Regions from separate parts of the Homo sapiens genome. Here region 2 is linked to region 1. A link is a loop called in an ENCODE intact Hi-C map of the cell type or tissue named here. Cell type or tissue: PC-9. All regions are shown on one strand. Each heading gives the region's core, and the rest is flanking DNA. Links, peaks and the distances in the headings are about the cores only.

The links. Peaks named below come from ENCODE experiments on the same cell type or tissue, not always from the same donor. Only the 100,000 strongest peaks of a DNase experiment are listed, where the experiment ranks them.
Region 2: a loop joins it to region 1, with 6 times the contacts of the local background. A loop is called at or near these places in 1 of 110 quality-filtered maps.

The regions. Positions count from the first base shown.
Region 1 is chr7:23,690,178-23,693,101 of GRCh38, forward strand. It overlaps FAM221A (family with sequence similarity 221 member A), which reads left to right. Exons shown (of 7, transcript NM_199136.5): 4 at 1,213-1,419. Among named protein-coding and RNA genes, the nearest start is that of FAM221A, 11 kb to the left of the region's middle. In PC-9, for the core only: no CTCF peak of the experiment used is centred there; a DNase peak (open chromatin) is centred at 1,334; H3K27ac peaks cover 742 bases.
Region 2 is chr7:23,758,532-23,761,455 of GRCh38, forward strand. All of the region lies in intron 10 of STK31 (serine/threonine kinase 31), which reads left to right. Among named protein-coding and RNA genes, the nearest start is that of STK31, 50 kb to the left of the region's middle. In PC-9, for the core only: no CTCF peak of the experiment used is centred there; a DNase peak (open chromatin) is centred at 1,680; H3K27ac peaks cover 1,121 bases.

The DNA.
Region 1 (2,924 bases), core at 92-2,591:
TATATATATATATATATATATATTTTTTTTTTTTTTAATAGAGTTTTGCTCTTGTCACCCAGGCTCTTGTCACCAGGAGTGCAGTGGTATGATCTTGGCTCACTGCAGCCTCTGCCTCCAGGGTTCAAGTGATGCTCCTGCCTCAGCCTCCCAAGTAGCTGAGATTATAGGTGCCCGCCACCACGCCCGGCTAATTTTTGTATTTTTAGTAGAGACGGGGTTTTGCCATGTTGGTCAGGCTGTTCTCAAACCCCTGACCTCAAGTGATCTGCCCACCTTGGCCTCCCAAAGTGCTGGGATTCCAGGCGTGAGCCACTGTGCCTAGCTGTTCCCATATATGTTTGTCAGAGGTGTGAATGGGTAAAGATTTTGTTAATAGTATATTCTGGCCTCCATTACAATGTGGCTTGATTTTTTTATACAACGACTTTTCTAAGATGCAATTCACATGTCATACAATTAACCTATTTAAAATGTGCAGTTTAATGATTTTTAATATATAATCAGCATGAATGTTGTGTAACCACCAGCACAATACATTTCAGAACATTTTTCTCACCCCAAAAAGAAACTCCATATTCACTAGGAGTCCTTCCTTACTTTTCTCTCTCCCCAGCCCTAGGCAACCCATAATCTACTTTCTGTTTCTGGATTTGCCTATTCTGGACATTTTATATAAATAGAATCATAGAATATGTGGTCTTTTGTGACTGGCTTCTTTCATTTAGCATGATGTTTTCATGATTCATCCATGTAGCCTATATCAATACTTCTTTCCTTTTTATTGCTGAGCAAGATTACACTACACCCTTTCTGTGTCTACAGGTTGGCCTTCTAATTTGGCTTTTATGGGGAGTTGATCTGTAGGAAGATTTCTACATTATCTCTTCACCTGGTCCTGGCCACTGGGCTCTCCCCGCCATGCCTGCTTATAATTCAGTTTTTGAGGAGAGGGTCTGCATTACCTGGCTCTTCAATTTCTTTTAGTCCTTGTTGTGTTTTGCAGTTTTTTTTTTTTCTGTGTTGTATCTGGTTACTACTTCGGCATGTTTTAGAAGTAAGAACAGTGGCTAGGAAGGAGTTCGGTGGCTGGAGGTAAGAGTTACAGGGGCCAGAGGATCTAGGTTCAGCTGGCTTTTGCCAGGCTAAGTGTCTTTAGGGTAGACAACATAGTACCTTTAAGAATTTAACTCCCTTTACATCTTGATTCAGGTTCCAAGTGTTCAGGATTCCATAGCTGCTTCACTTGTGCTTGTGGTCAGCCTGCATATGCCCATGACACAGTAGTGGAAACTAAGCAAGAAAGATTGGCTCAGGAAAAACCAGTGGGACAGGACATTCCTTATGCAGCCATGGGAGGATTAACTGGTTTCAGCTCGCTGGCGGAAGGCTACATGCGGTTAGATGACAGTGGGATTGGTAAGTGATACTATATGAAATGTGAGCCCATTGTATTGTTTTTATGTGTGCTAACAATAGTGAAGCCTTATATTTGTTAAGCAATTTATAGTATTTTTCTTTCAGAAAACATTCTCTCGTTTGATTTTTATTTTTTAAAAGAGGTTTTTAAAATTTTTATTTTATTTTTTATTTTTTCAGACCTATTTAGTATCCATAAAAGAGGTTTTATTGCTACTATACAATGTATTGTCATTATAGAATTTAGAAAGCAAGTGGCAGAGATCATTTCCATCCCAATACTTGTACTCAAATTTGAATCTGCATCTCCACTGTTTGTAATAGCTGAATAATATTTATTTTATTTGATATGATATAGTTTACCTGTTACTCTACTGTATGTAACTTAAGCTATTATATCCATTTCATTTTGGAAACAATAGGTTTATGTTCATGTGTGTATATGAACATACGTGTATATACATGTAATCACTTCTGTAGTAAAATATGTATATATGTATGTGCACACACATATATCTTCTTGCATACATATATGTTGTAAATAATGTAGGGAAAGTTTAATAGGATCTATTCTAAACTATTAAAGGTAGATGGATCCTTCTGAGAGCTGAGCGGGACTGGGGAGCAGAATGTGTTCCCTGTCTACTTGAAACACAGGTGTGTAAGTTTTTTTTTTCTTTTTTACAACAAGCATGTATTTTTTCATTTAAAAATTACATAAATACAAGTGTATATTTTCTTTTCTTTTCTTTTTTTTTTTTTGAGACGGAGTTTTGCTCTTCTTGCCCAGGCTGGAGTGCAATGGCGCGATCTCGGCTCACCGCAACCTCCGCCTCCCGGGTTCAAGCAATTCTCCTGCCTCAGCCTCCCGACTAGCTGGGATTACAGGCATGCACCACCACGCCCGGCTAATTTTGTATTTTTAGTAGAGATGGGGGTTTCTCCATGTTGGTCAGGCTGGTCTCGAACTCCTGACCTCAGGTGATCTGCCTGCCTCAGCCTCCCAAAGTGCTGGGATTACAGGCTTCAGCCACCACGCCAGGCCCATACGAGTATATATTTTCTTGTAAAAGATTCAAACAATAGAAATTAAGTGGAAAAAGAAAGAAATTAAGTGCAAAACACCCTTGAATACTTCTCTTTGTCTAATTCTTTCCCCGAGGGTAATTTGCTATCATCAATTAATTTTTCTCTTTAACATACAATTTTACTATTTACTTTTTAATTTTTAAAAATTATTTGTATTTATTGTTTAAGAGATAGGGTCTTGCTATGGTGGTAGGCTAGGTTTGAACTCCTGGGTTCAAGCGATCCTCCAGTCTCAGTCTTCCTAGTAGCTGGGATTACAGGCATGCATCACCATACCTGGCTTTACTTTTTTTTCAACTTAGAAAAATGTGAAGGCCTATTGTGTCAGGACACACAAGTCTACTTCATTCTTTTTAACTGCTGTATGGTATTCCACACTGTAGATAAAGCAGTTTATCTAACCATTTCCTTGTTCA
Region 2 (2,924 bases), core at 139-2,638, 68 kb after region 1:
TGCCTTTCTAGTTCTTTTAATTGTGATGTTAAGGTGTTGATATGAGATCTTTCTAGCTTTCTGATGTGGGTATTTAGTGCTATAAATTCCTCTCTTAACACTACTTTATCTGTGTCCTGGAGATTCTGGTACATTGTCTCTTTGTTCTCATTGGTTTCAAAGCACTTCTTGATTTCTGCCTTAATTTCATTATTTACCCTGGAGCCATTCAGGAGCAAGTTGTTCAGTTTCCATGACATTGTGTGGTTTTGAGTGAGCAATACTAACCTTAAATGTAAATGGGCCAAATGCCCCAATTAAAAGACACAGACTGGCAAATTAGCTAAGTGGTCAAGACTCATCTGTGTGCTGTATTCAGGAGACCCATCTTCCGCACAAAAACACATACAGGCTCAAAAGAAAGGGATGGAGGGAAATTTACCAAACAAATAGAAAGCAAAAGAAAGCAGAGGTTGCAGTCCTAGTCTCTGATAAAACAGACTTTAAATCAACAAAGATAAAAAAAGACAAAGGCATTACGTAATGGTAAAGGAAACAGTTCAACAAGAAGAGGTGACTATTCTGAATATATATGCACCCAAGGAGCACCCAGATTCATAAAACAAGTTCTTAGAGACCTACAAAGAGACTTAGATTCCCACACAATAATAATGGGAGACTTTAACACCCCACTGTCAGTATTAGATCAACGAGACAGAAAATTAACAAGGATATTCAGGACTTGAACTTAGCTCTCTATCAAGTGGACCTGATAGACGTCTGCAGAACTCTCTACCCCAAATCAACTGAATATACATTCTTCTCAGTGCCACATGGCACTTATTCTAAAATTGACCACATAATTGGAAGTAAAACACTCTTCAGCAAATGCAAAAGAACTGAAATCATAACAAACAGTCTCTCAGATCACAGTGTAATCAAATTAGAACTCAGGAAATGTTATCTTTCTAGAAAGACAAGGAACTGGAGATATTGTAATGATAGTTTGTGTAAAACCTTTAACTTTTACAGTATCTTCATATTAATAATTTCCTTCATTTATTGCCTTATAAGAAAGGTGTAATAGACAACTGGTGATTGTGGATAAGGGGTAGCAAAATCTTTTCCCTTTTTGCATGAAAACTTTACCTTTGGTTAACTCCCTCTCTTTGTTCCCTTGGTAATGTGATAAAATATTTCAACTGTGTTACTAGGCAACATTATTTATGGTAAGTATAACTTATGATTGTCAAACTGCATCTGTACTGGGAGAAACTACAAACTACAAATACTTGATGTGGACTCTTGTAACTAAACATGCCCCTTGAGGGACCCTGGAAGCTATACCTATGGAGTTGTTACAAGAGATACTGGCTTTTGAGGGACATTAGGCTTGTAAACCAGAGTGGCTTTCATACATGCTAATGTGGAACTTTTCTGGTCTGAGTGGTGTGTTTTATGCATGTAAGACTCTGCCTTACTATTAATTAGTGTCTGAGTCACCTATTGTTGGGAGGTAGTTGTTTGTGTGTGTGAGTAGGGGTGTGAAAATGAAATATTTTACATAAATTCTTTATTAGCTTAGGTACAAGTATATTTATTTCCTGTTGCAGTTTTCTTTAATTTATTGTATTGGGCTGAACAGAACTTCCTGTTTTTCTTGTAAACCATTCCCTACAACCACCATAACTTTCCCTAGCACCTGTGAGCTCTATACTTGTTGTGTTTGGACTTGTTCCATCTTAAATATTTGTGGTTTCTGCCTCTGTGGATTATACCCTGTAAATCTTACTCCCTAGTCATACCTAGGTTGATCAGTTGGCAGCCTGACTGCCTCTGAATGAGAAGTATGAGCAGGATAACTAGGCTTTTGAAAATGCCAGGAATGTTTAGTTTGGAGAAGGGATTTGATTTTGGTTATTTTACGTATTAGATTCTAACTGATCACTTCTGATTATGGGAGAAAGAAGATGACAGCAGAATGATTAATTTTTTAATTTCTATGAAACACAGGCAGTGTGTTTATAAACATTTTCTTACATTAACTTTTAAAATGGGCATATTTGCTCCCATTTTATAAGTGAGGAAACAGGCTTACAAGGGTAAGGAAATTGTTCAAGATTACCTAGTTGTAATTTTTTAAAATTAAAAAATTACTCTTTTTTTTGAGGTATGGTCTCACTCTGTCACCCAGGCTGGAGTGCAGTGGCACGATCACAGCTCACTGCAGCCTCAACCTCCAGGGCACAAGAGATTCTCCACTTCAGCTTCCCAAGTAGCTAGGACTACAGGCGGTGTACTACCAACCATGCCTGGCTAATTTTTTTGTACTTTTTATAGTGACGGGGTTTTACCATGTTGTCCAGACAGGTTTTGAACTCCTTGGCTCAAGTAATCCTCCTGCCTTGGCCTCCCAAAGTCCTGGGATTGCAAGTGTTAGCTACCATGCCCGTACCCTAGTTCTAAATGTTAATATGGAACTTGAACCCAGACATGTCTGACAGCAAAGCCTATTGTTTTTCCATTGAAACCACACTATTGATATTAAAATACTTCTTAATGTATTTTCATGTAAGATGAAAAGATGTAAAAAAACCTGCCTTATTTGTTTTTGTGGTTTGAGCATAGTGAAAGTATTCAGGATGGAGCTTTAGCACTTACTATCCTATGAGTACAGATGTGACTTTTTTTGAAAGCAGAATTTTTTTTTTCTACTACTGCTTGTGTTTCCGGACTTAAAGTTTACTTGATAGATGGAAGTGTAGATTATTGGCTAAATATATAATCATAATAGCCACTCAAATGAAATCGTCATTTTATTTCCCTTATTGTACTTATTTTGGTTTAGAATTGATAACTTTTATTCAAGTATTTTGCATAGTTCTTTAACTTGATTGCCATGTGGCCATATGCTTTTTTTTTTTTTTTGAGACGGAGTCTCGCTC